Linked DNA regions of Homo sapiens: region 1 is linked to region 2. The links are chromatin loops, found by intact Hi-C in ENCODE. Cell type or tissue: endothelial cell of umbilical vein. All regions are shown on one strand. Links, peaks and the distances in the headings refer to the core of each region. The heading gives the core; the rest is flanking DNA.

Region 1 (12,709 bases), core at 1,909-9,908, 59 kb before region 2:
AGTTTGGTGGGGACCTGCTTACCTGAGAAGAATCGCATTTCCTCATATCCTTCTCCTTCTTTGCCAGACGCTTTTTTTTCTTATGTAGAGGTTTGGACTCCAAAATCATTTCCTCAAGTTCAAAGGTAGGATCACAATTCAGCCTGCCTTTCTGCAAGGAAGACAGTTGGCTCAATCCTCAGATTACTGTATCATTCTGAAAAACACAGCAGACCTAATACGGAAAATAATACTTAGTCTTAACGGAGCAGTCCATGAATAATACACTGGGATTCCCACTCTAAGTTTTACGTTATTTATTGCCAGCATCGTTTTTCATATTCTTCGTTTATTTTTCTAAACTCTCAATTAGGCCTCAATGAGTAAAAACAAAAGCCGACTTACAGTTATTTTTCTAAAGTGGAAAATAAATTTTGGGTTATGTTTCCGAAAGTGCGCTCTAATAATCATGTAACTCAGAATCACCTAAGTTGCTTGCTCAGCTTCCCAGTTCTCCAACCAGACTTCCCAAATCAGAATTTCAGAATGTGAGGTCCAAGAACTTGCACTTTAATGAGCTTCCCAGATGATTCCGATTCACACTAAAGTCAGAGAAGCATAACGTAGAACTTCTTTTGAGCCAGCATTGATGGCTAATTGCAGGGACGCAACACATAGAAGGAGGGGGAAGCAAGAGTTGGGGTGCCTAGACCTTCATTGTGTCATGTGTCAATTATGGTACAAGTTGCCCCTAATGGACCCCACAAAGCGGAGAGGTAAGAACTCAGACCTACCCTCCTGTTGCTCCATAAGGTACAATTCCACCACCCTGCTTTCTCCTTTCTCTCACTTTGTACTTTCTCCTTACCCTCTCATTGGAGCATGCCTCCTGCTGTGTGTACATGAAGGATCACACTCTCACATTCCCACAGCAAATGCCTCATATGGGCTTAAGAGTAATTTTTTTTTTTTTTTGAGACAGGGTCTCACTCTGTTACCCAGGCTAGAGTGCAGTGGCACAATCACTGCTCATGCAGCCTCAAACTCCTGGGCTTAAGTGATCTTTCTACCTCAGCCTCCTAGGTAGCTGAGACTACACCCAAGTACCACCACGCCTGCCTAATTTTTTTTTCTTTTTCTGTAGAGACACGGTCTTGCCATGTTGCCAAGGCTGATCTTGAACCCCTGATCCTCCTGCCTCGGCCTCCTAAAGTGCTGAGATTGCAGGCCTGAGCTGCCATGACAGCCAAAACAGAAAACTGAATTGGTTCTACAGGCCCCTTTAGAAGCCTCTTATTCTGCCCAATATACCTACAACTGAACATATAATTTCAGTTCTAGGCAGAGAGAAGGAGCTAGTGGCCTCACTTGGGACCTTTGGCCTAAGCTTCTGGACTCTGGCTCTTACCAGCATAATGCAGTAGACCACAGAAGTCCATTGGTTTGGCTATCCATCCAATGGGAATTATATGTCTTTGGTTATCAGTCCTTACAAATATAAATCCCTGAGACAGAACAAACAAAGGATGAGGGGCAAATGCTAAAATAAATTCCTCACCCCAACTCCAACAATTTTCAATTCTTTGACTCAGATCTCTAGGGACACAAACTTCTGCATCTTTAGAATCAAAGAAAACTTAAAAAAAACCCCAGCAGATTCATGAGAATGACTATTTGGGGAACTAGGACTTCCTTTCAATAAAAACAGACCATAAAAAGTGGTTAAAAGCTAGAACTTCAGTCGCAAATACACCTGGATTAGAATCCCAGCTTGACTACTTGCTAGCTTTGTGACCTTTGGTGACAAACTTACCCTGTGCATGTCTCAATTCTCTCATCTGTAAAATGGGAATTGGGGCTCTCTTAACAACACTGGTGTGATTATCTAATGAGACAATGTGTGAATCTGGCACACCGGGTAATGCGCACTGAATGGGAGTTATTTGGCTTTGTTAGGATTGACTCACATTAGGAATGAAACCTGGAATGAGCCTCTTCTGAAAAACTGCATCCCAGTTTATATCATTCATATACGGGAAGTTCTGGACATCAGATAACTGAGAAAATCGTTGGTCTGGATTAGGTTCGAGTAGCTGCCAATAAAATGCAAACATCAAGGCCATAAGAAAGGATAGAAGGACAAAAAAAAATCATACAAATTCCCTCTAAATGCTTTCAACTGTAGGACTGAAGGAAAATAGACAGTGTCCCCTATCCCTAATCCCATAAACAATGTAGATCATACATTATTAGAATGAACAGTATGTAGGATTCTGCAATGTGATGAGTAAAAATGGCTTGTCCTACTAAGTCAAATATATCTTTGATTCTTGACTCCTCTACTTACTAAGGGCAAATTTGTTCTCTAAATCTTAGTTTACCCATGTGTTTAAAAAAAGTGGTAATAATGTATTTCATACGATTGTAATCAGGATTAGTGGGAGGCTATTTATACAAAGTACCTAGTAGAAAACCTATGGTGACAAATGTTGATACATTTCACAAGTAGAACTCATTTCCTACTAAGAATTGTAGCTGTTTTTACAACTAATTAAAATACATTGGGGGCGGCATAGATAAGGTGTAACTAAAGTAACTGTTATAGTTCTAGATTTTACTAATTGAGATAAAAGATTTTTGCCCCCTTAACCATTCCTGAGCCAACATCACAGCAATTGTGTGGCTCAAATAGGCATTGTCAGTCCCACTTGAGAATGCTTCTGAAGATGACAACCATGCAACCTCAGGGTGTAATTTGTGGAGTGAAGCAGGGCTGTCTTGGAACTAAGCAGAATTTGCTTATGAAAAATGATCCCCCATTCTATGTCTTTGACATTACTGATGCAATGTCCCTATTCCAAAATAAGGAACTTGACTCCAAAAACAAGAGACACAAATGATGACTCCTTAGCCACTAAAGCTATTTTCCATTACCAGCCACAACTGGTGCAATTTTCTCCTCAAAAAAAAAAAAAAAAAAAAAAAAAAAAAAGGCCAAGCCCATTCCTCTTGGGCCCCTCATTCTTGTTTTGTATCATCACTCAATATACACTTTTGACCTCCCGCTATAACTGTTCTTCATCTGTTTGATGAAGATGGGTACCTTGAAAATCTGATGAAAGCTGTGGACCTCATTTATTTGAATACTTGTCAAATTTCACTTCTCAGGCTTTGTGTTAGATGCTGAGAATACAATGGTAACACATGTCAGACATGGTCCCTACCCTCATGAAGCTAAGAAGAAAATGGTACGTAACCAAGGATCACACAAATGCTGGGTATAATTTTAAACTGAAAAATGCTATGAAGGAAAGATAGTGTTATGTGAACTTACACCAAGAAGGTGATATTTGAGCTAAGAGCTAAAGTTGTGCTTCCCAAACTATGTAGAAGGGTCAGTTATTTTTGTTTGTTTTTGTCTGTTTCAATTTCCAATCCACTGAAATCAGTATGTGGTCTTATTATGCATTGCCAGTATGCAGCACCCCACATAGACACCTTGTGACTTGAGTTCAACAACCGTCAAACAAGCTTGGACCCTCTTCAATAAGATAAGTCCATTGATCATGTGTTTAGATGCTACAGCAGTGTCCAATTGCTATAAAAGTTTCTAAATGCTTCTCTCAAGTTCTTTACTTACAATAGACCTGCAGAAAAAATTCATGGACTAGAACCAGTGAACCACATTGAGTAGTACTGCTCTCAAGGAGGAACTGGAGGAACTAGGATTGGAGGCACTGTTCCAGGAATAGGTACTGGCATGTGCAAAGGTCCTGTGGTGAGAGGAAGACTGGTATGTAAAAGTGAAGAAGGAGAAAAGAAAGAAAAGAAGAAGAAAAAGGCCAAAGCAGTTTATGTGTAGTCAAAGGGGGGACAAAAGTCCAAAAGTCCAAAACAAGGCTTGAGAGGTATTTTGAACTTTTGTACCACAAAATTATTTTAATCTTTATTCTAAGAATAAGGAAAATATCCTGGACTGTCCTTTAACAGACCACTGTGGGGCTGCATGGGGAATAGAATGGAGTGGTAAAAGTGTATGTGGACAAACCCGTTATAAGGCTAGACTGATGGCAGTTGGATCAGGGAAATAGTAGTGAGGACAGAGAGAAGTGAAATATTTTAATACTTAAAATATAAAATTTCAGAACCTGGTGATGAATTGAATACGCAGATGACAAATGAGTCCTGGTTGCTGGCTGGCGTAAGTGGATTTGGATAGAGAAGCCAGTCACTGAGAGAATTTCCTGAGAAGATATTCAGGAAAGACAAAGATAAAGAAGTCCTTTGAGTTTAAGATGGCTTTGGGACATCCAAGGGGAATCTGAGTTGAGTTAATGAAGCCATGTATTTGAAAGCTAACAGCTAGAAAATACACTCTACAAATGTATACTATCATGACTGTCCCCAATATTGTATACTAACTTCTAAACTTAAGCCAGAGAGCCTGCTTCCTTTTGTTACTTCGTTTGGACATGCAGTCTTCCTTCTTACCTTTTTAAGAAGTGACACCATTTCCTGTGACCAGGCAGAAGGGTAAGTTACAACAGTCGTCTCAAACGTGTGTACAATTTCCTTGCTGGAAGTACTGGAGCGAATATGATACGGTCTCTTAAGGGAGAAAAGAAGTAAAAGTCTTCATTTGTATAGGACAAAAGAAAAAAAAAATTTCCAAATGTTTCCAAGCTAAACTTTCAACCGATAAAATATCTATATCAATTTCTAACCCTGTCCAGCTGACTCTTGCGTTGCCATATGTGTAGGTGGTCCTGTGTTGCCAGACCCCCTACTTTTTCTTAAAGAGACACTAGGAATTTATGGTCGCTTCTAAAATACCATAAATTTTAAAGTTGAACACTCCACTGAGCCAAACAAAACATTCAAGTGGACTGAATCAGCCTCTGAGATGCTGATTTGAAATTGTTTTATAAGGTATTATATAAGTATTAACACGAAATACTGGACAAGTCCTCAATAAATGGAAGTCTAAAAAATTATTATGTAAGGGTTGATTGCAAGTAAATCCAGAATTTTACCATACCATCCCTTTCACTGCAACATAATGAGGAAGCTCAGGACAGAAAACTGCTCAGAAAACATCAACTCCAGTCCCACAAATGCTATGAGTCCCTGGTTCCACAGAGTATGGCAGGGTGGAGAATTTTGTGATGAGGCAGAAGCTTTTAAAAAAAATTTTGGGGGAAGAACCAGGTTCTTCTACAGTTTTAATTTTGAAGAAAAGTAATTTAAAAAGAAAAGAAATTAAACAAAAGAAAACTGTGGATTAGCTGTAGTTTTCACAGCTTTACACTAGAGGACAGCCTTTATCTATATTATTTTGTAGGGGACTCACCAACACTGAAATTTCATGTCTCTTATGTGAACTGTAAGATACTCACAGCCAGAGATTATATCATTCTTGTTCATGAGACCAAGCATTCAGTAGGTGCACAATACATGTTTATTTAATGAACAAAATTTCCATATTCGATTAACTAGCCACAGCACAGTTAATATGGATATACACATTGATCACATGCCTGGCCCTTTTAAGATATTTAATAAATGACTGTTGATGGATGACCTAAATTGGGGGAAATGAAAGGGTTTAAGTTTTTCCCTGTAGTAAATCAGTGTTAAGAGGTAATATAAAATAATCATGTGTTTGAGGTTAAAAGGATTTGGTGCTAAACTTCTCCACTCAATTTCTGAGCTTGTTACTTCATCTGTAAAATGAGCTACCTCATGAGATTGCTGGAAAAATTAAAGGAGATAATATGTGTAAATTTCTCAACAGAGTGAGTGGCTAATAGTATTAGACACAATATAAGAGAGAGATTTTTATCATTATTGACACAAAGGTAAAAATGGGCATATGTAAATGTGAATGAATAGTGAACAGCAAAATGAGTCCTCAAGAAAAGTGATGGGAAGAAAAGCTTAATTTTACACATGGCAAGTCAATGTCAGCTATTCATGGAACCATGAAGTGCCAGGAGGTGGCCCTTGAAAGGGAGATTAATTCAAACATTTTTGCTTTTTAAGTAAGATCTAAAAACAACTGCCATATTTACCCCCTCAACACTAAATAAAGGACCATAGCTATATCATATGTCTTGGTAATTATATAGTAGAAATAACTCATTAACTCAATATCAGTAAAGGAGTGCTAGATGCTTTATCACCATTATCAATGTTTATTGGTAATTTAGTAGCCAAAGGGTTAGGTTACTCCATATGATTCAGACCATGTTTATCATTAAGAATCAGATTAGGCTTAGTATACTCAAGCTTCTAGGCTTATATGTGTATGCACATGTGTTTTTACTTTTTTCTGTGTTTCTTCTTGATTTTAATTCATTGCTGCTTCTCAACCTACTGTTTCTGGGCCACCTAGAAAATAAAATGATTTTATAAACAAATGAATTAACTGATGAATGCCACAAGCAGCTGGTTTAAGTGTGTACATTTTTCTCTAGTTACTTTACAAGGCCATATGACTGAATTTAATTTTTAAAATCTCCATGACCTGTTGGTTTATTAAAAAATAATCACATTGTCTTTATCTTATTTTTTAATTTACTTTTACAGTTCTAAATTTTAAAATTAATTTGAATTAATCAACTACCAGAATTGTATATTTATTTATTTACCAATTATTTATTGAATGCCTACCATGTTCCAGCACCTTTCTTAGGCATTGAGGGTACAATGAAGAACAAGACACATATGGTTTCTATGTTGGTGGGGCCTACAGTCTACTTAAGGAAGCATGTAAATTTATTATATAGACTGTATACACACACACACACACACTTAAATAAATGGGATACATGCTATAGAGAAAAATTACAGTATGCAGTCACAGTATATATCATAAAAGCCTAAGGCAGCATCTAAACTAACAGTGAGCATATAGAGAATAAACAAAGTGGAAAAGGTGAAATGTTATAAGGGAACAAATGATGTGTTGTGAATATGGTTGTATTTCAGAAGTGCAAAGGCAAAAGAATTGCAGCTAAGCATGTACAATGAGTACAAAACTATGTACACATCTATCCTAAGTTAACACTTTTGGATAATATGAAACTATAAAAGATGTGGACCTTTGCCTTTGCAATGGCAATGAGATAGTAGGGAGTTAGAGAGATGACAAAGCAGATTAATAGTTAAGGGACACATTCATTAAGACTGAAACCAAACTCAGAAATGATGAGAATGTTTTCGAGCACATTTTCTCATTAAGACATATACTTTTCTGTAAATAAAAATTTGTACGTATGGAGGAAATTGTTTAGCACACTTCCTCTGTGCTTGAGTTGTATTGATGCTTGTAATTAAATGTTACTTCCTTTTCTTCAGATAAGCTACATTTTGAAACGTAATTGCAGGTAGCATAGTTGGTCATTTTTTCCTAGAAGGTGTCTAAGTGATTTGTTTCTCCATTCATTCAATAACTGTCAGGCCTCTGAGCCCAAGCTAAGCCATCATATCCCCTGTGACCTGCACATACACATCCAGATGGCTGGTTCCTGCCTTAACTGATGATATTCCACCACAAAAGAAGTGAAAATGGCCGGTTCCTGCCTTAACTGATGACACTACCTTGTGAAATTCCTTCTCCTGGCTCATCCTGGCTCAAAACGTCCCCCGCTGAGCACCTTGTGATCCTCACCCCTGCCCACCAGAGAACAACCCCCCTTTTTCCTTTACCTACCCAAATCTTATAAAACGGCCCCACTCCTATCTCCCTTCGCTGATTCTCTTTTCGGACTCAGCCCACCTGAAACCCAGGTGAAATAGCCTTGTTGCTCACACAAAGCCTGTTTGGTGGTCTCTTCACATGGATGTGAGTGAAAATAACCATGTATTATATACCTATTTAAAGTTAAATATTGTGACCAGGTGCGGCGGCTCACACCTGTAATCCCACCACTTTGCAGGGCCAAGGCAGGTGGATTGCTTGAGCCCAGGAGTTCAAGACTAGCCTGGGCAACATGGTAAGACCCCAACTCTACAAAAAATACAAAAAATTTCCAGGCATGGTGGCATATGCCTGTAGTCCCAGCTACTTGGGAGGCTCAGGCGGGAGGGTTGATTGGACAGAGGAGGGGGTGGTTGCAGTGAGCCGAGATTGGGCCATTGCACTCCAGCCTGGGGGACAGAGCAAGACTCTCCTGAGGAAAAAAAAAACAGTTAAATACTGTGAATAATACTAACCTATATAAGATACATACTTTACCTTTAATGAATTAACAACCTAATAATATACAAGAGATAAAAAATAAAAATTGATATGCCTATAGATTTAATCCTTAAAAAGAAAATAGATTTAGGTGTTCTGATCTAGAAAGCTGTACATTTTATCTTATGAAATGAAAAAAAAAAAGGCTCAACAAGGTAAAACATACTTCTATTTTTGCTAAAACAACACATCTATCTATATCTATCTATCTGAAGATAGAGTATCCTTATGAGAACAGAAACAAGTTGGAAGTGAATGCAACAAACTGCTAAGATGGGGTTTAAAAGTCAAAGGGAGTTTAATTTCTTAATTGGAAATGTTCTTTGCCTTAGAGACTACAGCTGATTTTTGCTTTCATTTTCGTGGTTTTCTATATTTTCTAATAAGCTTAGATTCCAAAGATTCACAGGATACATAAAGTAAATAAATGTTTGGAAGAGATTCGGATCACTTTAGATAGGGAGGTCAGAGAATGTTTCTTTAGAGAAAGTGCTATTTTGTCATAGGTGATAAAGTATGAATAGAATTTGAATATAAAGAGATCTAGAAAAACCTCCCCAACACGAACTGGAATAGTTTAATAGTGTGTCCTTTCTTAGAAATGACCAAAATACTTGGCTATAAAGATTTTGAAAAGCCCTGCAATGAAGATATATCCTTTATTAAAACTTCATTTAGTGATTTCAAATCTTACGCAGAGTGATTTTTAAAGAAGACCAAGGTTTGCCTTGGAAACTCTCTTTATAGGCGAAGGAACAAGAGGTTAAAAAACCCAAGAGATGCTTTGAGAAGAGGAAGAAGTTCTAAGAGGCCAAAATGAGTTCATGAAGGGTCAGAAATACACAAATGGAAGCAAAATCTGAAACGTTGACCTAATTCCGAAGAATGCCAAGCTAAGACATCTGAAGTTTGTTGTGGGGAGTGGGCGGGGGTGCAGATAAGGCTTGTGAAGGGTGTGTATGTGTATGTGTGTGTGTGTGTGTGTGTAGCACTGGGGAGCAACAGTAGTTTCTTTTTCTTAACAAAAAAGGTCATATCTGTGCTTTAGAAAAATGAATTTGTCAAAGTTGACATATCAAATCACAGGGAACTAGCATAGAGGTAAAATAATATGGGAAGAAGAGAAACAATTTTCTTAGCAAAATTCTTTCCAGGCAGGCGAGAATACCTCTTTTAGATAGGTGATAGTTAAATACAATCCTAGGCATGTTTGAAGAATAACAGATAGTCGTTTGTCTGTTTCAACTCGCTCCTCTGCTTCTGTTTTGCTAGGTGTGTCATAAAAGATGAGGGCAGAGCACAATTGCTCTGAACCCCAGAAGCAGCTAGCAAGGGTCTAACACAGAAGCACAGCCACAGAAGGTGAGTAAATTGGCTGGGGAGAAAAAAATTAAGGGTGAAGTGGGAAAGAGCAGATATGTTTCTACTTTTAAGTAAGTGTATGTTTCTCTTCTCTGTTTTCCTATATAATCATGAGTAGCGTATCTACTTGTTCACTGGATTTATTTAGAAACTTGAAAAAAAAAAGCCCATCAGGAGATAAAAACAGGTAATATCCCTATGTAGGACTTACACATTTGGCTTACAAGGGTGGTCCTTTCACATCAATTTGACTAACTTATCCAAATTTGAATATACTTAAGAAATAGTGCTACAATGACTTCCTCAGGAAAGGCAGGAGTACAAACAATGAACTAATGAATGTTTGGGTGTAAAATGGACCCTGCAGAGTGAATGAAACAGATACAATTGTGAGATCCTCCTTTTTTTTGCTTTAGAAACACTCATCTTTGATTTCCTGAGCAAGATAAAGCCATTGGACCATGATGAAATAACCCCAACTTCTAACAACTGTTCTTACTGTGAATAGGTTAATTACTTGGGAGATGGCATTTTTAATGCAGAAATCATGATGGTGTGTTGTGGGACCAAAGAAGAGGGCTATTGACAGCAGCAGAAAGAATGACTCCAAAAAGTTAGGAGAGGAGAGCTGCAGTATCTGGATGATGACTTGAGATACCCAATTCTTTAGTTCTGTGGGATAAACAAGCTCCTAAAGTCAGGTCTTCAACTCTTTGGTCTTAGAGGAATCACTGATTGCATCCATCACTGGGACCTTGAGAGTATACAACCTGTTACAGACTGAATGTATCCCCCCAAAATTTCTAAATTTAATCCCTAACCTTCAATATGATGGTATTTGGAGATGAAGCCCTTGGGAGGTAATTAGGGTTAGATTAGGTCATAAGGGTGGAGCCCTCAGGATAGGATTAGTGGCCTTATTACAAAAAGAAGAGAAAGAGATTATCTCTCTCTCCGTCATGTGAGGGCAAGAAAGAAGCTGTCTGCAAGTCAGGAAGAAAGCCCTCACCAGAACCCAACCATGATGGCACGTTAATCTCAGAATTCTAGACTCCATAACTGAGAAAATAAATTTCTGTTGCCTAAGCCACCAATTCTGTGGTATTTTGTGAAGGCAGATATTGCAGACTAAAATTTTGGTATTGAGAATTGGAATGCTGCTGGAACAAATGCCTTAAAATGTGGAAGTGACTTTGGAACTAGTTATTGAGCTGGAAGACTGTGGATGTATGCACTAGAAATATGGATATTAAGGGTGATTCTGGTGAGGTCTGACAGAAATGAGGAACATGTTATTGGAAACTGGAGGAAAGGTGATTCTTGTTATAAAGTGGCAAGGAGCTTGTCTGAACTGTGTTCTACTATTTTGCAGAAGGTAGAAATTGTGAGTGATGAAATGAGATATTTAGCTGAGGAGATTTCTTTTTTTTTTTTTTTTTTTTGAGATGGAGTTTCGCTCTCATTGCCCAGGCTGGAGTACAATGTTGTGTTCTCAGCTCACTGCAACATCTACCTCCCAGGTTCAAGTGATTCTCCTGCCTCAGCCTCCTGAGTAGCTGGGATTACAGGCATCCACCACCATGCCCGGCTAATTTTGTATTTTTAGTACAGATGGGGTTTCTCCATGTTGATCAGGTTGGACTCGAATTACTGACCTCAGGTGATCTGCCCGCCTCAGCCTTCTAAAGTGCTGGGATTATAGGCATGAGCCACTGCACCAGGCCAGCCGAGGAGATTTCTAAGCAAAACTTTGAAGGAGTAACTTGGTTCCTTCTGTCTGCTTATAGTAAAATGTTAAAGGGAATGTTTGAATTGAAGAAAAAATAATTAAGCAAAAAGCAACCAGAAATTGAAGATTTCTATCCATATTGCAGAAAATGAGCAAGCCTGTTCTGAAGAGCACACTAGAGTGTAGCTGAACAATCAAGTAGTTATCACAACAGAAGCTAGAAATAAAGATGGGATTATACTAGCAGATGCTGCCAGTTTGAATTTATGGAGAAAGGCTGTCAGACTTCTTGGATTTTACAGGCTGGGACCGTAATGCTATCCAGCTGTGAACATGTGCTATCCTTCAAGTAAAAGGAAGAAGGATCATGAGGGCGATTCACAGATCATCAGGGCTGCCATTCCCACTACAGGTCCAGAGTGCACTGGCTTGGGGAGCAGGGTTGCCTCCACCTCTGTTTCGAAGGGCAGGACCACCACTCAACAGAGCTGTGTAGACAGAGCCTTCACAGAGAGCCATGTGGGTAGTGCCTTTGTAGAGAGCCACTTAAGCAAGTCCCCTCTCCCCATCCCCAGCCATGAGAGTGATTGCTCCCATGCCTGTGTAGATCTAGAGGGCAAACCAACAACTCAAAGAAGATTATTCTCGAGTTTTAAGATATAATAGAATTTGCTTTGATATGTTCTGGACTTGTTTAGGAGCTGATGCCCCTTCCTTCTTTCCCATTTCTCTTTTGAAATGTTGGAATGGGATTCTCTATCCCACAGCTATGGTATCATTGTATTTTGGAAGCACATAACTTGCTTGTTTTTTGTTTGTTTGTTTTTTGTTTTGTTTTGTTTAATGATGGGGTCTCACTCTGTAGCTCAGGCTGGAGTGCAGTGGCATGATCTTGGCTCACTACAGCCTCTACCTCCTGGGCTCAAGTGATTCTCCCACCTCAACCACCTGAGTAGTTGGGACCACTGGCTTGCCCCACCATGCCTGGCTAATTAAAAAAAAAAGGTGTTGTAGACACAGGGTCTCCCATGTGGCCCAGGCTGGTCTCACACTCCTGGGCTCAAGGAATCCTCCTGCCTCCTACCTCTTAAAGTGTTGGGATTACAGGCATGAGCCAGTGCCTGGCCACTTGTCTGCTTTTATAGGTACATAGCTGAGGAGAAATTTTGCCTTAGGATGAATCATACCTCGAGTCTCACCCATACACAATTTCTATGATGTTTAGATGAGATTTTGGACTTCAGACTTTAGAGTTGATATGGGAATAAGTTAAGACTTTTGGGACTGTTGAATGTATGTATTTTGCATATGAGAAGGACATGAATATTGGAGGGGTCAAGGATAGAATGTCATGGACTGAATGTTTGTGTCCCACTCAAAATTCAGATGTTGAAGCC
Region 2 (12,709 bases), core at 2,933-10,932:
ACAGTGGTGCCATCATAGTTCACTGCAGCCTTGAACTCCTGGGCTCAGGCAATCCTCCAGCCTCAGCCTTCAAGTGGCTAGGACTAAAGATGTACACCACAATGCTCAGCTGATATTTTAATTTTTTGTAGAGATGGGGTCTTACTATGTTGCTCAGACTGGTCTTGAACTGAAGTCTTTCCTTTATTTACCACTTTTCAAAATGATTTGTTTGTTTCCTAGAACCCTCCAAAAGCAATCAATATACTTAAAAATATATTATAATGAACTCCTGGGTTTGATGTCATTATTCTTATTGATGTTCAGTTCATAATGTTCATTCTTCAGCCAGTAGGAACATAGTCATGTTAGATCATGTTTTGTTTGACATAACCCTAGTAAGTTTTGACAGCTTTGTAACTGTAGAATATGAAAACATATTGCTGGCTATCTTGTATATTTCCTGTTTCAGACAATCTGGGTGACAGAAGTGTCTGCTGCTATAGATGTATAGTTATAAATATACACATATTCAAAGGTAAACTAAGATAAACACATCACACATTTCATAATAATGCTTTCAGTTTACATTCAAGATTACAGAAATTCTTAACTTCATCAGTCTTCTCCCTCAATGAAAATCTTGGTTCTCAATGATATCATTATAAATACTTGTTGGTTCTATCCCACTGTATACACTCAACACTTTCAAAATAACAGTATCAACATTACCCCCAACAATGCCATTACTGAAAACACTTTAAGATATTTTTGCTGTTCTTTCTTGTTATTAGGATATATTCTACTGATGGTATATAGTAATTTTCTGTTCAAAAGTCACTTGGAATAGTTCATTTTTGTGTGGTTATGCCACAAACTGGATATATACTTAGATTAATTGGTTTCATTTTTTTTACATTCCATTTTTGGGATTGTTTTAAGATTTAATTTTGTTTTCTAGTTATATAAAGTATGTACATATTTTCAAAGTCAAATACGAAAAACAAGGTATACTGAGAAAAGTCGTGCTGTTATCCCTGTCTTCTGTAATCCCTCCTTTTCCCCACTGGTAACTTCTTGTATTTTTTTCTATTGTGGTAAAATATACATATCATATAATTTATCATTTTAACCACTTTAAGTACAATTCAGTGGCACTATGTACGTTCAGAATGTTCTACAACCATCACCACTGTCCATTTTTAGAACATTTTCATCATTGCTAACAGAAACTCTATACCCATTTAATAATAACTCCTTATTCCTCCTCTCCAACTCCTGGTAACCTCTATTTTATTTTCTGTTTCTATGAATTTGTCTGTTCTAGGCATCTCATCTAAGTGGAATCATATAATATTGGTCCTTTTGTGTCTGGATTATTTCATTTATTATAAGATTTCAAGGTTCATCCATGTTGTAGTGTATATCAGAATTTTACTCCTTTATAAGGCTGAGTAATATTCCATCATAGGCACATACTATGTGGTGTTTATCCATTCATCTGTTGATGGACATTCGGGTTATTTCTACCTTTTGACTATTATGAATAATGCTGCTGTGAACACTGGTGTGCAAGTATCTATTTGAGTCCCTGCTTTCAATTATTTTGAGTAAATATTGAGTAACGGAATTGTTGGATCAAATGGAAACTCTATGTTTAACTTTTTGAAGAACTGTCCAACTGTTTTCTTCAGTGGCTGTACCACATTACATTCCCACTATCAATGTACAAAGGCTCCAGTTTCTCTACATCCTCTCCAACACTTGTTATTTCCCATTTTTTAAAGAATAGTACTGGCCCAGTGTGGTGGCTCACACCTATACTTACAGCACTTTGGGGGGCTGAGGCAGAAAGATTGCTTCAACCCAGGAGTTTCAGACCAGCCTGGGCAACATAGTGAGACACTGTGTCTACAAAAGAAAAAAAAAATTGTCTGGTGCGGTGGCACATGCCTGCAGTCCCAGCTACTCAAGAGGCTGAGGCAGGAGGATGACTTGAGCCCAGGATGTTGAGGCTGCAGTGAGCCATTTTCATGATCACACACACTGCACTCCAGCCTGGAAGATAGAGCAAGATTCTGTCTCAAAAAAAAAAAAAAAGAAAAAGAAAGCAATAGGTATGAAATGACATCTCATTGTGATTTTGATTTGCATTTCTCTAATGTTTAGTAATGCTCAGGATCTTTTGAAGTGCTCACTGACCATTTATTTATCTTTTAATGTAAAACTACTCAGATTCTTTATCCATTTTTAAATTGCATTTTCTGTTTTTATTATTGACTTGGAAGAAATCTTTGTTCTTTTTTTTTTTTTGTTTTTTTTTGTTTTTTTTTGTTTTTTTTGATATGGAGTTTCGCTCTTGTTGCCCAGGCTGGAGTGCAATGGCACAATCTCCACGCCCTGCAACCTCTACCTCCCAGGTTCAAGTGATTCTCCTGCCTCAGCCTCCCAAGTAGCTGGGGATACAGGTACCTGACACCACACCCAGCTAATTTTTATATTTTTAGTAGAGACAGGGTTTCACCATGTTGATCAGGCTGGTCTTGAACTCCTGACCTCAGGTGATCCACCCACCTTGGCCTCCCGATTTGCTGGGATTACAGGCATGAGCCACAGCGCCTGGCCCCTTTGTATATTGTAAATGCACATCCTTTAGTAGATATATGATTTGCAAATATTTTCTCCCCATTCTCTGGGGTGACTTTTCACTTTTTTGATAGTGACTTTGAAGTATAAAAAGCATAAAAGTTTTCAATTTTGATGGTGTCCAATTTGTCTACTTTTTTTTTTAGTACTTGTTCTTTTGGGGTCATATCTGAGGAACAATTAGTGATTACAAGGTCTTGATCATCTACTTCTGTATTTTCTTCGAAGAATTTTATACATTAAGTTCTTATATTTACCTCTGTTTTCCATTTTGAGCTAATTTTGTACATGGTGTGAGGTAGGGTTCCAATTTCATTCTTTTACATTTGGATATACAGTTGTCCCAGCACCAGTTGTTGAAAAGACAAATTCTTCCCCCATTGAATTTTCTTGGCACCCTGGTTAAAAGTCAATTGACTGGAAATATGAGGCTTTATTTTTAGATGCTCAATTCTGTTCCATGTTTATCCTTATGCCAGGACCACCCTATCTTGATTATTGTAGCTTCATAACAACTTTCGAAACTGAAAAGTATGAGCCCTCCAACTTTGCTCTTCTTTTTCAAGATTGTTTTGGCTAGTCTTTGAATTTATTGAATTTTGAGTCCCTTGGATTTCTATACACATTTTAAGATCAGCTTGTGAATTTCTGCAAAGAAGCCAGCTGAGATTTTGATGGGGATTGTATAGAATCTACAGATAAATTTGAGGCCACAGTGCTTTTTTCACTTAACAGTATACTCTGGAGAGCAAACCACACTAGGAAATAGAGACATTTCTCACTTCTTTTCTCAAGTGTGCAGTGCTGCAATTTATGTATGTCACATGATTACTCAACCTGTCCCCACTTGATGAATATTCAGGTTGTTTCCCGGTTTTTGGCTAATATAAATAGTGCAACAGTGAAAAACTCTATGCATCTATCTTTGTTTGTTGTTGTTGTTATTTTGTTTTGTTTTTTAAGACGGAGTCTCTCTCTGTAGCACAGGCTGGAGTGCTGTGGCATATTCATAGTTCCCCGCAGCCTCCACTTCCAAGGCTCAACCTGTCCTTCCATCTCAGCCTCCTGAGTAGCTGAGACTACAGGCATGTACCACCATGACTGGCTAATTTTTTTTTTTTTTTTTTTTTTGTAGAGATGAGGTCTCACTATGTTGCCCAGGCTGGCCTCAAGCAGCCTTCCTACCTTAGCCTCCCAAAATGTTGTGGTTACAGGTGTGAGCCACCACATCTAGCCCAGTAGTAGTACTGGCCCACTGTGGTTGCCTTCTTGTATTCTGGGCAGTCTAATGTCATTATAGATGTATAGAAGAGGGTTTGCTAAAACAAAGATTTGTCAAAACAAAGGGCAAAGGTATATGTAATGTTTGCTTGATATTGCCAAATTTATCTCCATAGGGTGCATATCATTTTGAATTGCCACCAGCAGTACGTCAGTGCCTATTTCAGCGCTTTCTCTCTCTAGAGTACGTTGTCAAATTTTCAGAGGTTTTTAACAGCAGAAAAACTCATCAATAGACCAAGAAGCTTTGGAATTTATAAAATACTTACTTCTCTGTCTCATAAGCAGCCTTACAAAGCTTTTCCAAAGAAAAAATGCACCTTGAATGCCTTCTTTAACACATATAAGTGATCGCACCCACTCTTGTGTATTTTGTGTGTTTATCCAGAATAAACAGCCATATATCTAAAATTCATAAATGTGGACAACTTAGAATTTATGTAGCTCTTTTGGGCAGTAAACAGAATGAATTTGAGAGAACTACCATATAATATTTATAGTAAGTGTTCAGGCCGGGGGCAGTGGTTCACACCTGTAATCCCAGCACTTTGGAAGGCCGAGGTGGGTGGATCACCTGAGATCAGGAGTTTGAGACAAGCATGGCCAATATGGCAAAACCCCGTCTCTACTACAAATACAAAAAAAAATTAGCTGGGCATGGTGGCAGGCTCCTGTATTCCAGCTACTTTGGAGGCTGAGGCAGGATAATCACCTGAACCTGGGGGGCAGAGGTTGCAGTAAGCCAAGATTGTGCCATTGCACACCAGCCTGGGCAACAAGAGTGAAACCCCATCTCAAATAAATAAATAAATGTTCATTAAAACTTCCATTTTAGCAATAAGAAACTTGTACGTAAGTCTTGGAAGACTTAAAGACTCTTGGTTGGAGTTTATCTCCCCTGTAGTTAGTCTTTCCTGGCCTCTCCTTGACAAACGTAAACTAGATGTTACTCCTCTGTGTTTCCCCCTCTGCCCTTCCATAGCACCCAGGTATTTCTCCATTACAGAATGCTTCAGGCCTGGTGCAGATGACTCACGCTTGTAATCCCAATACTCTAGAAGGTAGCACTTTGGAAGGCAGGATGATCGCTTGAGGCCAGGAGTTCAAGGCCAGCCTGGGCAACATAGTGAGACCCAGTCTTAAAAAGGTGTGTTTTTTGTTTGTTGGCTTCTGTTTTTAAATTAGCCAGTATAGTGGCATGCACCTGTAGTCCCAGCTACTTAGGAGGTTGAGGTGAGAGGATTCCTTGAGCCCAGGAGTTCGAGACTGAAGTGAGCTATGATTTTACCACTGTACTCCAGTCTGGGTGACAGAGCAAGACTCTGTCTCTTAAAAACAAAACAAAACACTTCAGAAATCTAGTGGCAGATGGCTGCATTGCATTATATTGTATAATCACCATTAATATTTTCTTTTTGCCTGAATTGCTCACTAATTGAACAAAGAATTTTGTGCCCTGCTCATTTCTAACCATCAGCAACCCCTGGCATATAGCTTGGTACTTAATGAGCACTTGTTCATTCGATGGTCATTTTACAAATATTTTTTGTATATTCATGTTGTGCAAGGTGCTGAGAATAAAGGACTGAACAAAAGGACATGGTTTCCCTCTTCCTGAAGCCAATCATCTATAAAAGATAAACAAATATTTAACAAACAAATATGTAGTTATAGAATATGGCAAGAATTGTGAAAGAAAAGTGAAGGATACTGTGATAGAAACTAACAGAAGGACCCAAGTTTGATTGCAGGGGTCATGAAAACCTCACAGAAAGTAATACTCATATGTGTGTGATTCAAGACATAAACTATAGCCTCAAATAAAATAAACAAAAATCTACAGTTTGCACAGTAAAAAAGATGGGGGGTGATTTTTAAAAATCATATAACAGGTTGCAGATTAGTTTTTCTTGATATTATGATGATTTTTCTGAAGCCCTGACCTTTCTCTGGACAGAGCATTAAATCATATTTCATAATCTGTCGGCTTACATATACTGGCTCTGGAGATTTAATTTATGAAGCTTCTCAAGGGAGAAATTTTGCTATTATTATTTTCTACAGAATCTCTTGAGATGGCCACCTCAGAGAATAATACAGCCAGTAATCAGGCAAAGGGGAATAACAACATTTTGCTCTCCATATAAAAGGGCAAGCCAAGACGGCATGCTCAGATGATAATGAGGAACAATTAAATCAGTCTCTTGCTTATAAAGTTCATCAAGCATCCAGGAAAGAAAAATAAATGTTAGAAGTTAATACTTTTTGTGCTCCATGACAATCATAGACCGATCACAGAGAAACTAGTCTAAGTTGGAGAGCTTGGGTCACTGATGGGATTGGAAATGGCCACTTGTGATTCAGCAAGTGGCTGGGCAGGCCTGGCTGGCGTGGGAGAGGTGCCCGGCGTGCTGAGTCATACATTGTGACTGGCTCTTCTCCAGAGCGGAGAGACAGGAAGTTCAGCTGGCACAATGTATTGTCTACCCTTTGCCTCTCCAGCCAGAAAGGCAATTTATTTCCTTATTGACCAAGCTACACCATGTTCAGAATTGCAGGTCAGAGGGGGATGAACTAGAATTACTACCAAGTGAAGAGATTCTTACTCAGCCTTCACGCCTTCATCCCAGGCTCTCTACTTTTAATGCACCCAATGTTCCTTTACCCGTCTAGTGATTATAGCCAAACTAGACCAACTGCCTCTTCAGAAATGTTTTGCTTTTCCCCTGTCTCTGCTCTTATCTCAGGGGCTCTACTATTCTCTATTTCTGATGTCCAGCAGTAGAAACGCTACCAGGAACGCAGGAATAATACGACATAATGGTTTTTCTCAGACCTAAGAATATTAAAGTATCAGTGGTGATTTTGTTTTACTAAAATATTTTAATTTATCATGTTAAATGGCTCTTTGAAATTTTTAAGTTGATTTTGCAGTTGTAGCTAATTTTAAAATGTTTGGTTTAAGAGTTGTAAAAGTAATGATACATATATAATAACATTAAAATAAAATATATGTTAATGCTGAGGGTCTTAGAGAATTTGGGAGTCGGGAGTTAGAATCCAGCTTTGTCATCACTTCCTGTTTTTGTGGCTATCGAAAGAAATGGAACGTGTCATCATCAGCATACTTATTTACAGGAACTAGTAGTTGAAGATATATGAAATTATACATGTAATATATTAGTACAGCACCTCAAAAGTAGTAAATTCTTAAAAATATTAGTTGTCTTAAAAAGTGACATTGCATATATACGATTCTTTAAGTTTCCCCAAGAATTTCCTTCTTGAGTTTCCTTTCTACAACTACGCTTTTCAATTCATCAAACTTAGTCACAGTGAGAATACCTCACCCAATTAAACTCCAATCCTGCTTAAACTCAATATGCTTTTAAACAGCAACAAAAATGAACTGGTGATCTATTAAGTGCAATCTAAGGAGAAAAATACAAATCTGCAGGATAGATTCTTGTTTAATTATAACTACAAGTCTCAAATGGATACTTAGAAAATCCTATTCTAATTCTCTACTAATTTCACAGATCTTCTCGGCATCTCAAAATTTCCTATACTCTGACCACCTTCATTCTCAGTGGATGGCCTCATATACCACAGGGAAAACACAGGCAATGGCATAAGAACTATTTCATCTGCCCTCTGAGAAGCCCAGCAGCTCACACACATACAGACTTCAAACTCTGCTTTCTCTCCTAGTACATGAAGGAAGGGTCCCCACTTCCACCTAAGGTCAGCTCATTCACCTGTGCCCTGAGTCACATTCATCTCACCACCTGCAGGACCTGACTTGGCAATCATCCCCGCTCTTTACTACATTACCAATTTCTTCCTCTCAGTTGGCTCATTCTTGTTACCATTCAAACTTGTCTATGTACATCCTAAAATATATGTAGGAATATATATAAATAGAATACATATTTATAAATAATAAATAACATACATAAATAATGTATGAATAATAATATAAAAAATATAAAAAACAAATATTTTATTGTAGCCAGTAATATACACAAGAGGATAATAGAACATGACCAACTAGCATTTACTTTTGGAAATCAAGATTGCTTTAATATTTACAAATCAACTTGCTTCACTCACAATAGAAATGACCTCAGTAAAACAAAAGTATTTGATAAAATATTGTACTCATTCATGTTAAAAAAAAAAAAAACTTCTAGTGACTTAGGACAGAAAAGAAACTTTCTTATTGTGATAAAGGATATCTACAAATAGCCTACAGCAAATATTTTATAAACTCTTGATATATTGAAAACCTTCCCTGTGAACTCGGGAAAAAGAGACAAAGATGTCCATTATCACTACTTTTATTCAACATTGTTCTCAATGCATGTGCAATATGCATGGAAAGAAAAGGCAAGATTGAAAGGGAAGAAATGAACCTGCCACTATTAGTAAATCACATGAATGTAAATATTGAAAATCCAAGAAAACCTATGGGACAACTAGTATAATTAATAAGAGAATTTAGCCAGGTCACTGAACACAAAGTCAATATTAATAATCAATTGTATTTTAGTATATAAGCATCAAACTAGCAAGAAATACAATTTTGATAAATAATACCACTTGTAATCTTATCAAATACCTAGTCATCAGTCTAAAGACAAATACGCTAGACCTCTACATGAAAAACTAAAACCAAAGAGAGAAATTAAGGAATATCTACATAAATAAGGAAATGTATACGCATATATATGTATATGCATGTACACACATATATATATATATATATATATATAAAATGTATGAATTGGAAATTTGATATTTTAAAAAGATGTTAGTTATCCCTGAATTAATCTATAGACTCCATGTACCCAATATACATACCAGCAGCTTTAAAATACAAATTGAAAAGCTACTTATGAAATTTATATGGAATTTTAAAGAACCAACTGTAGCCAACATAATCCAAAGATGAATTACTGAAAATCCAGTATAAAACTACAGTAATTAAAACAGAGTGATAAATATGCAAGAGTATACAAATGAATCAATGGAACAGAGTCAGGAAACCCATACATAGATGGTGACTTGATTAATAACAAATATGGTTCTGTGGTGACGTAAGGAAAGTATAAGCTCATCAACAAATGGCTAAGGGTCAATTACTTATTTATATGAAGACAAAATAAAACTTGATCCTAGACTGTAGATCTAAATGTGAAAGCTAAAACAGTGAAGCTTCTAGGAAACAGGATAGAATAGCTCCACGTTGGCATAGGCAAAGATTTTTTTTTTTTTTTTTTTTTTTTTGAGACAGCGTCTGGATCTGTCGCCCAACCTGGAGTGCATTGGCGCCATGATCTCGGCACACTGCAACCTCCACCTCTAGGATTCATGGGATTCTCATGCCTCAGCTTCCCAAGTAGCTGGGATTTACAGGCATGTGCCATTACACCCGGCTAATATTTGTATTTTTAATAGAGATGGTGTTTCACCATGTTGGCCAGGCTTGTCTCAAGCTCCTGGCCTCAAGTGATCTGCCTGCCTCGGCCTTCCACAGTGCTGGGATTACAAGCGTGAGTCACTGTCCCCAGCCAGACAAAAATTTCTTAAAGAGAACACAGAAATCACTACGCATAAAGAAAAAGATTGATAAATTGTACCACATTAAGTCCAAACATTTTTTATTGTTAAAAAAAAAACCATTATTGCAGTGAAAAAGAAGGTCAGAGATTGTGCAAATAGTTTATATGCCCCAAAGAAAGACTTCTTGGTGAAGTTTCACAGCTCATTCCATATATATAATAAATTAGATATTAATTTGTATTTCTTTTACTTCTGGTATATTATGGTCGCTATATTTTTTACCCATAAAAACAAAAGATAGGTTATTCAATGTCTCATTTAGTGTTAGTAACTCTGTTCTACCCTCCTCAACATATGACAAGAAACTCCTGACTCAGGGTAGAGTTCTACATACATAATATTAAAAATGATTCCACACTTTCTTCTAAAATGTATCAATTACATGTAGGCTATATGCCTATTGTCAGGCATAGTTATATGTACTTTTTCTAGACACTTTCCCTACTGATAAACGCATCTTTCTTTTTATTTGTTTTATTTGGTTTCCATGCAGAAAAATTATGTGATTTATCCCTTTCCTTAGAAATATTTATGTTAAGTCATTCAAACATCTTAGATAATTCACTACTTCTTTATCTGAGCAGAAGATTTAAAATTTATTATACCTTTATATGTAAGCAAGCAAATGACATTCCAGTGCTAGGAAGCTAACACATGTCAGTGAAGATACTGAATTTTGAATTAATTAAAATCTGTTGATTTTATATATGATACAATATAAAATATTATATATAATACATTTTAAATATGTGTTACAAATTATAATAAATATTTATTATTGCCAACTTGATAGTAACAAATAACACAAATCACAAAGGTTAACACTTTTTTCTCTTTGCCACATATCTTCTGAAAATTTCCTTCTCCTCCATTTCAGCACCTGGAACAACACCTGACTTGGTATGTGCTAAATAAAAGTTTTTAAAAAACTTTTAAAAAGACTTGTATATAGAATATATAAAGAGCTTTCATGGATCAATAAGAAAAAGAGGCAACCGATAGAAAGATGGTTAAAAGAGTCAAACAAGCACTTCCCAACAAAGGGATTATAAATGGTCAATAAGCAAAAATATGCCCAAACTCATAAGTCACCAGAAAAATGCAAATTAAAACCACAGGGAGATACCATTACACATTTGCTGGAACACCCAGAGTTAAATAAACTGATAATATCCAGTGTTGGTGATGCTTTGGAGCAACTTGACTTTTCATACATTGCGGATGTGAGTATAAACTGGCACAAGCTCTTTGGAAAATTGTTTGCCAGCTAAACCTATGTAAACCCTAGGACCCAGTGATTTAATTCTTAAGTTTATATTCCAAAATATGTGTAGAAAAATAAGAAGTACACATATTTTGGAATATAAACTTAAGAATTAAATCACTGGGTCCTAGGGTTTACATGTGTACAAAAGTACACATATTTTGGAGTTTGCCAAAAGAACAAATAAGAATGTTAATAGTAGTACTCTGCGAAAGTCTCAAATTGCAAACGATCCAAATGCCTATCAATGGTAAAAAACGTAAATGAACCATGGAGTATTTATACAATGGAATACAATACAGAAATGGCAAGACACTATTGCTACCTGTCACAACATGAATCTCAAAACTCATTTTGTACCTCTCCTCCTCTACTTGGAAAATAAAATCACTCATTAAATGATTTAATTTCTCATTTTCTCATTAAGCCTCTCCCTTTACTCCCTTTGGTCTTTTGTCCCACCATGTGGAGTTGGCTCTTATTAAGATCTTGATAGAGACAGGAGACAGCCAAGGGTCCCGGAGAAACCCAGCCTCCAAGTCTAAAACAGCCTGAAGGCTGAAAAACCGGACTGCTGGTCCTGGATGAAGCCCGCGCTTTCCTGGCTCATTCTCTCTAAATAATGCCCACTTGCGCACTGAGGGAAGTGGGTGGAGCCAGGGGAAGTTCGCGCTGTTTGCAGGGGGAGGAGCCTGGCCTCTTCAGTTTCCGTGTGGTAACCTATCTGTGAGGCAGGAGGTTGTTGGCAAGACTCCCTCTCGCTTTGCTGAGGGTTTTTCTTTCTTTTTCCTTTTCTCCCAATAAATGTTTTCCTCACCCTTCTATGTGTCTGCAAGCCTAATCTTCCCTGGTCATGTGACAAGAGCCCAGTTTTAGCTGACCTAAGGAGAAAGTTCTGCAACAATCTCAATATATTTTTTTAATTTTTTTTTTAGTTTTTTAGAGCAGAGTCTTGCCCTGTCACCCAGGCTGGAGTGCAGTGGAGTAATCACTTCAAACTCCTGGCCCAAGGGATCCTCCCACCTCAGCCTCCAAAGAAGCTGAGATTACTCAGCTAATTATTTTATTCTTATATTTTGTAGAGATGAGTTCTCACTATGTTGCCTAGGCTGGCCTCAAACTCCTGACCTCAAGTGATCCTCCTGCCTCAGCCTCCCAAAACACTGGGACAAGGTCACAATATTTATCTTCTCAAGTAAGGGGTCTGCTCTTTTTGTCTTCTTCTTCTTGACCTTGCAGCAGCATCTGAAATGGTTTTCCCTCCTTCCTTTCTGAAAAACTTTTCTCTCTGGAAGATTCCAGGATGGCAGACTCCCCTGACTTACCCATAGCTTGTTGATTAGCTTCATGACTGTTGTCTTTCTGTCTAGTTTCCTGAATCTTCCTCCTCTACCAGAACTATTAGAGAGCAATGTCTTTAGTCCTCAGACTTTCTGTTCCATCTAGTCTCTTTCCCAAGGTGCTCCCTTCAAGTCCCTGGTCTAAATGGCATCTAACAGCCAGTGATTCCCATATTTTTGTTTTGTTGGACTTTATACTCCCTGAATTTCCCTTTGAACTCCAGATTCACTTACTGCCTATTCAAGAGCTCTATCTGAATTACTAAGGGGCAGTTCAAAATTAACAGAGCTAAAAGAGTTTTCCTGATTTTCACAATGAATCTGCTCCTCCTCCAATCTCCCCATCTAAATGAATGACATGATCATCTAAGTTGCTTAGGCTAACAATCCAGGAGTCATTTATTTTATTCTTTCTTTGAGCTAAGGGGCAGGAATGTTTTCTGAGCAAGGCCAGTTGGATTCTCTCCCAGGACTTTCAATCTTGAGTGGGTGACACAAGGTTAGAAAATTGGTTGGAGCTGACTCATGTCCGCCCAGACAGCTTAAGAGTCTATTCAATAGTTCCTGCTACCTA

Evidence for each region. A loop is a pair of places that touch in the nucleus more often than their neighbours do. Peaks named below come from ENCODE experiments on the same cell type or tissue, not always from the same donor. Only the 100,000 strongest peaks of a DNase experiment are listed, where the experiment ranks them.
Region 1: it touches region 2 in a loop (2.3-fold over the local background); 2 of 110 quality-filtered maps call a loop at or near these places.

What each region holds. Positions count from the first base shown.
Region 1 is chr5:147,362,532-147,375,240 of GRCh38, reverse strand. STK32A (serine/threonine kinase 32A) reads right to left here. Exons shown (of 13, transcript NM_001112724.2): 9 at 4,471-4,587; 10 at 1,947-2,072; 11 at 23-151. Among named protein-coding and RNA genes, the nearest start is that of STK32A, 130 kb to the right of the region's middle. In endothelial cell of umbilical vein, for the core only: a CTCF peak has its summit at 5,281; a DNase peak (open chromatin) is centred at 5,290.
Region 2 is chr5:147,304,111-147,316,819 of GRCh38, reverse strand. All of the region lies in intron 4 of STK32A (serine/threonine kinase 32A), which reads right to left. Among named protein-coding and RNA genes, the nearest start is that of STK32A, 75 kb to the right of the region's middle. In endothelial cell of umbilical vein, for the core only: no CTCF peak of the experiment used is centred there; DNase peaks (open chromatin) are centred at 6,329 and 7,019; H3K27ac peaks cover 1,722 bases.